Linked DNA regions of Homo sapiens: region 1 is linked to region 2. A link is a loop called in an ENCODE intact Hi-C map of the cell type or tissue named here. Cell type or tissue: heart left ventricle. All regions are shown on one strand. Links, peaks and the distances in the headings refer to the core of each region. The heading gives the core; the rest is flanking DNA.

Region 1 (2,922 bases), core at 111-2,610, 56 kb before region 2:
ACATGCCAGGCACCTTGTGGTACTCAAATAAATGTCTACTATTATGTACATATATTTCTCTTTTTGTGGGGAACTGGTACAAGTAGTTCTCATGTAGTTATAAAACCACAGAGAATACATTGAAGGAACTCCCTATTTTTAAAAGCCTGTATCAGGAATGCCCTGGATAAACTAGAGTCTTTGTTTATCAGACTCTAATGATTAATCAGACTCTCATTCTTATATTGAGTGACAGGCAGCAAAACAAAAAAAGAGTATTTGGCTGTTAAAAAAAGAGAGAGAGATGTCCTATGAGTCACCAGAGGGTTAAAAAAAAAAAAAAAGAGAGACAGAGTAAAAGAAAAAAATATTTTAATAAAAGATTGCCATAACTAATATTTTCTTTGATTTAACCCATCAAAAACTTAGCAATAGTATAGTCTTTAGTTATAAGTGACTGAAGAGTTTCTCACAAAAAACAACATTTCACAAGTGACTTTCTGGTCAGAAGAAATTCCTCTTATAGAGTACAATGGAATATACTAATGTGATTTATTACAGCTGAATTATAATGGTTATTTCAGCAAAATAATGTTAATAGTGTTCTCATCTTTATAAGAGAAATAAGTTTGAATTACTGCTATTATGGCAGCTTGGAAATGTTCTTATTTTCTTGATTTCCTTGACTCCAGAAGTTCTTTGGCAGCCAAATGTTTGCTGGCAATTTCCCTGATATGAACAAACTCATACAAAGCCTACTCCCTTGGGAATAGGAATATTTGTGGTATTTGTATTTGAAAGAAAAGATAAAAATTCTAAGTAATTAACTTTTTTTTAAGATACCAAACCAAAATGGAGAAAAGGGTCATGAAAGGAAGTAGAGATAAATCCTTTTAAATTTAGTGATAGACTAAACAATGATGTAGTAGGTGATAGACATACTCTCACCTTATTCTGTCATCTTTACTTCAAAAGTGCTTACAGTGCTTCAGAGGAGGAAAGCAGCAGAGCCAGAGAGGGTAAAATAACACTGAATTAAATTAGCTCTTTACATCTTTAAAGTGGACTGGTATTTTCCTTGAACCACATAAAGCAATGCTTTCTCGATCTATCTGTGGTGAAGGACAAAATTGTCTTTGCTGTTGCTTTAATGTTAAATAAATTGCAGGCTGATACTTTTGTAAAATAGAATAAAATTGTGGCAATGTCAGATTCCTGTAAAAGTTTCTGAACACTTTCGGTTTCTATACTTACCTCATTGAAAAAATACTTAACAAGTAGTTGTGGATGGGCACTAGTCCACAAACCACAATCGGAGTAGCACCTGTGTTCAAAATAAGCAGAAGACATTCCATTTTATGAATGTGTGTACTGAATTTGATTTTTAACATGACCTCATTATCTTTCTTGGATTAGAATTTTTTAGACAACTTCCCTAGCAGTGACACCCTGTCCTTCATTGCAAGGATATTCCTGCTGTTCCAGATGATGACTGTATACCCACTCTTAGGCTACCTGGCTCGTGTCCAGCTTTTGGGCCATATCTTCGGTGACATTTATCCTAGGTAAGGGCTCTTCTCTTGACCAGCAGGATGTGCCAAGCAACAAATGACTGTGCAAGCAGGTCAGTTTAAAGTGTGACTGATCCTTTTGCTATAAAAATGCCTAATGCAAGTGGTGACTAAAGATAGATCATTGGTGTCCTCTTCCCTGAAGAGCTTTAAAAATAGAAGCCACTCCCTTGTCTAGAATGATTTAAAGTTCATTCCTTCCAGTATAGTTAATTAGCTCCGATACCATTTATATTTATCTTATTATTTAATTGCTATTGATTTACATATTGTCAAGAAGTTTATAGTGTATAGTACCTATGTTGGCAATGTGTAGCTAATGAGAAGCAACACTTTTAATTATTGGTCATTGAAACTATCAGGGCCAAGGGAAAACTTCCCCTTTGCCCTCTGAAGTTTTGTTGAAAATGACCGACAAGAGGCAGATTAATAGGCAAAAAGGGCCCGGCTCAGTGGCTCATGCCTGTAATCCTAGCACTTTTGGAGGCCAAGGTGTGTGGATCGCTTGAGCCCAGGAGTTCAAGACCAGCCTGGGCAACATACTGAAACTCCATCTCTACAAAATTTTAAAAAATCAGCCGAGCATAGTGGGCATGCTTGTAGTCCCAGTTACTCAGGAGGCTGAGGTGGGAGGAGGAGGATCGTTTGAGCCCGGGAGATCGAGGCTGCAGTGAGCTGAGATCACGCCACTGCTCTGGGTGATACAGTGAGACCCTGACTCCAAAAGAAAAAAAAAAAGGAGAAAAGGCATATAAATGTATTTGAATGTGGTTTTATGTTACATGGGAGCCTTTAGAAAGAAGACCCAAAGATACAGGGGAAATTGTCCTTTTTTATGGTTATGTTTATGTGAACAGCCATGTCTAATGCTAATAGACTGAGTGGGGAACTCCAGCAAGGCCCCTCTGTCTAGATTCTTAGCCTCTCTGAGCATGTGTTTTTTTCATCTGCGTCTGGGGCAGGACCCTCTCTGGAATGGGAGTCTTATGACCTGCAGTCAAACAAGACAGGTCAGATCATTTCTTTATGGCTAGTTTTTACACAGAAATAGTGGGAAATTGGAGTGATATTTTTAGGTTTTACGGCCAGCTTGAGGGAAAAGGTTTCCATGTTCCACTTTGGGGAAGAGGGATTCTAGTTTCTAAGATAGCTTCGGGAGAATGGGACTGAGATTCAGAAGGTCAGAGAAAAACTTTTGTTTCTGAGGCTTTCATTTTAGGGTATGGTTTTCTGAGTCCAACAATCCTTACTTTTATATTCATTAACATTTATGCAGTTTTTGTTGTTGTTGTTGTTTGTTTTTGTTTTCTGAGACTGAGTCTCGCTCTGCCGCCCAGGCTGGAGTGCAGTGGCGCGATCTCGGCTCACTGCA
Region 2 (2,922 bases), core at 323-2,822:
CAAATAATACAGCTTTAAAAAAAACATATATATCTAAGAAGTTATTTGAAGCTAAAAACACAGATTGCAGAACCAGCCAGTACAGAGTAGGATATTTAGCTGGGGAGGCAAGAGCTATATACAGAGAAGTGACCTAAGAACACCAGGGTGCATGACTAAGTACTGGCAAAGGAGAGCATCCCAGGCAGGGGCCACAGCCTTGGAAAGGCAAAGGAGAGTAGGAATTAGTCAAATATTTTAGGGTCAGTAGACAGACTAATTTGGGAAGATAGAGATCTTCCCTATCTTCCCAGGGAGATAAGATGGGAAGTGCAACTCCAGGCTGGATTTTCATAGCTTGTGGATGCTTGGCTGAATTTAGACCTTTATCTGATAGCATACAGGAACATGCCACTGAAAGCTTTTTTTTTTTTTTTTTTTTTTGACAGAGTCTTGCTCTGTCACCCAGGCTGGAGTGCGTTGGCATGATCTCTGCTCACTGCAACCTCCGCCTCCTGGGTTCAAGCGATTTTCCTGCCTCAGCCTACCAAATAGCTGGGATTACAGGCGTGTGCCACTACACCTGGCTAATTTTTGTATTTTTAGCAGAGACGGGGTTTCACCATTTTGGCCAGGCTGGTCTCGAACTCCTGACCTCAAGGGATCCACCCACCTCGGCCTCCCAAAGTGCTGGGATTACAGACGTGAGCCACCACATCCAGCCCTGCTGAAAGCTTTTGAGCAAAGGAATGACATGATGAATGGAGTTAGGCAGATGAATTTTCGGAGGGAAATAACTGGAGTGCTAAAAGGCCATTGCTGTATTAGCCGTGAGAGAATTGCAGTAGAAATGAAAATGGACAGGTACAGGTACAAGAGATATTGTGAGGGAAAAAAGTAATAAGTTGACTGTACTGGCTAATTATATGTGGTGGATGATAGAAGAGTTTAGGGTGAGTCTCTGAGGTTTCAAGGCTGGATAACAGGAAAGTGGTGGTACCATTAGCAAAAATGGGAACATAGGAAACATGCTGATTTAGAAAACGATTTCCTCCTGATAAGCAACCACAACAATAGCCCCAACCAACTTTATATCCTGGCATGGCCCAGGATACTATGATCACAATGGCAGAAGAAAGACAATTTGAGACAAAATTGCCTTAATTTTCTGATCACTAGTTAATATTCTGCCTTCTGTCTATAAAAACATCTGTCAGGCTTATGACTGGTTTTCCAAGAGTGATGGGTATACACAGATTTCTGCCTACTTTCCACCCATCCTAACAACTGTCGCTGGTCACACAGCTGACTAGAAGTGCAGAGAGAAATGTGCATGCTGGGATCAGGGCCAAACTAACCTGCCTGTATGGGGTTCAGACCAGAGACTGGCATCGTGAATTCTGGCTTTCTGTGCACTCTCAGTACATGCACCTTTAGAAAAGCATTGATCTAATTCTGATTTCATTCTGACTTAGCATGATCCACTAGAAACCTCCTTGTAGGAATCTGAAGTTCTGAGTTCAACTCACAAATACACTGGCTTCATTGCCTTATAGTGGCCTCGTCCTCAGAATAGCATAGTTATTTGCAGCCAAGGGCAGACCTTTATACACTATTGGCAGCCTCTTCTCGGCGGAGCTCGTGGGAGCCTGAAAGGAAGAAGTCCAGACATGCAGGCAATTTTCTCCTCTGTTCATCAATCCACTCCATTGTCTTTTTCAGTGGTTTGACCTCATGCCACAGTTGTAAGGTATTTTGGAAAGCCCTGAGATATATTCATAGCTGTGGCTGTACAAACAAAAGATTTTTAATTAAAATAAAAGCAATAATAGAAACATTTTCAAAAAGAGGGTTGGTTTTTTAAAAAGCCAAATGTCTTTGTCAAATTCTAACTGGGATAGTTCCATGTGTAGATTGTTTTCTTTTCCTGTGACTTCTTATCACAGATAATTAATAAGAATTTGTGGAACACCCACTCTGTTCAGAGCACAATAATAGTACTGCCACTGTTTAGGGTTTAAAGCAAGTTGCCAATTCAATAAACCCAGTAAAGGGTTTCTTTTTTTTACCCCTTTGTAACAACCATCTTTTATCTGAGAGATTGAATATATTTCAATGGTAGAATCATGTGGCATCATATATCATGATTTATCATAAATTTGCAGTTGACCTATCAAGTGAGATTGAACTATGATATGAAGCCACCATAGAAAAAGTTTTTCTCTATTTCTTCCCTCTTCAGTCTTCTAATGGAAGTATAGTTTGAGTGGTGAGAGAAATGTTCCAAGAACAGGCAGATGCAACATCAGCATCTGCCACAATAGAAATGAGTAATGAAGTCTCAGGATAATTTTCTGTTTTTGTTTTGGCAATAAAAACCCGACTTGTGTTTTTATTACTCTTCTCAATCACTTCTTAAGCCAGTAAACCTGATATAGGCAAATCAATTAGTTCAGAAATGTCTTCAATAATGGGATACTCTTAGAGAATGGGCAAGTGACTTCGGGAGGCCCAAGTGGGAGGATCACTTGAGCTCAGGAGTTCAAGATCAGCCTGAGCAACATAGTGGGACCCCATCTCTTTAAAAAAAAAAAAAAATGAGAGAGAAAATAGGCAAGTGATTCAAGCAACTCATTATTTCAACCACAGTCACACAGCAGGAAGATATTCAAAACCAAATAAATGCCCCAGAACTTGCATAAGAACAAACACACAGAAAGAAAAGATAAGACTCTGTGGAAACCAGTTGGATTTCATCTGTTACTTCAGCCGTTGGGCAAGATCTGTTTGACATGTACTTCTGTAAAAGTTTCTTATCTATGGAACCAGCTAAGTTCTTTGAAATATCACTTCATCTTGATATTCCTAATGATGATGAAAGATTTGTTTGCTGAGCTGTGTCCAAACACAAGCTGAAGTGGAGATTCTAGGTACATATCAAGA

The links. A loop is a pair of places that touch in the nucleus more often than their neighbours do. Peaks named below come from ENCODE experiments on the same cell type or tissue, not always from the same donor. Only the 100,000 strongest peaks of a DNase experiment are listed, where the experiment ranks them.
Region 1: a loop joins it to region 2, with 7 times the contacts of the local background. A loop is called at or near these places in 1 of 110 quality-filtered maps.

What each region holds. Positions count from the first base shown.
Region 1 is chr5:55,632,376-55,635,297 of GRCh38, reverse strand. It overlaps SLC38A9 (solute carrier family 38 member 9), which reads left to right. Exons shown (of 16, transcript NM_173514.4): 14 at 1,396-1,544. Among named protein-coding and RNA genes, the nearest start is that of SLC38A9, 78 kb to the left of the region's middle. In heart left ventricle, for the core only: no CTCF peak of the experiment used is centred there; a DNase peak (open chromatin) is centred at 1,517; H3K4me3 peaks cover 724 bases; H3K27ac peaks cover 2,500 bases.
Region 2 is chr5:55,576,257-55,579,178 of GRCh38, reverse strand. No RefSeq gene overlaps it. Among named protein-coding and RNA genes, the nearest start is that of PLPP1, 43 kb to the right of the region's middle. In heart left ventricle, for the core only: no CTCF peak of the experiment used is centred there; a DNase peak (open chromatin) is centred at 1,614; H3K27ac peaks cover 2,500 bases.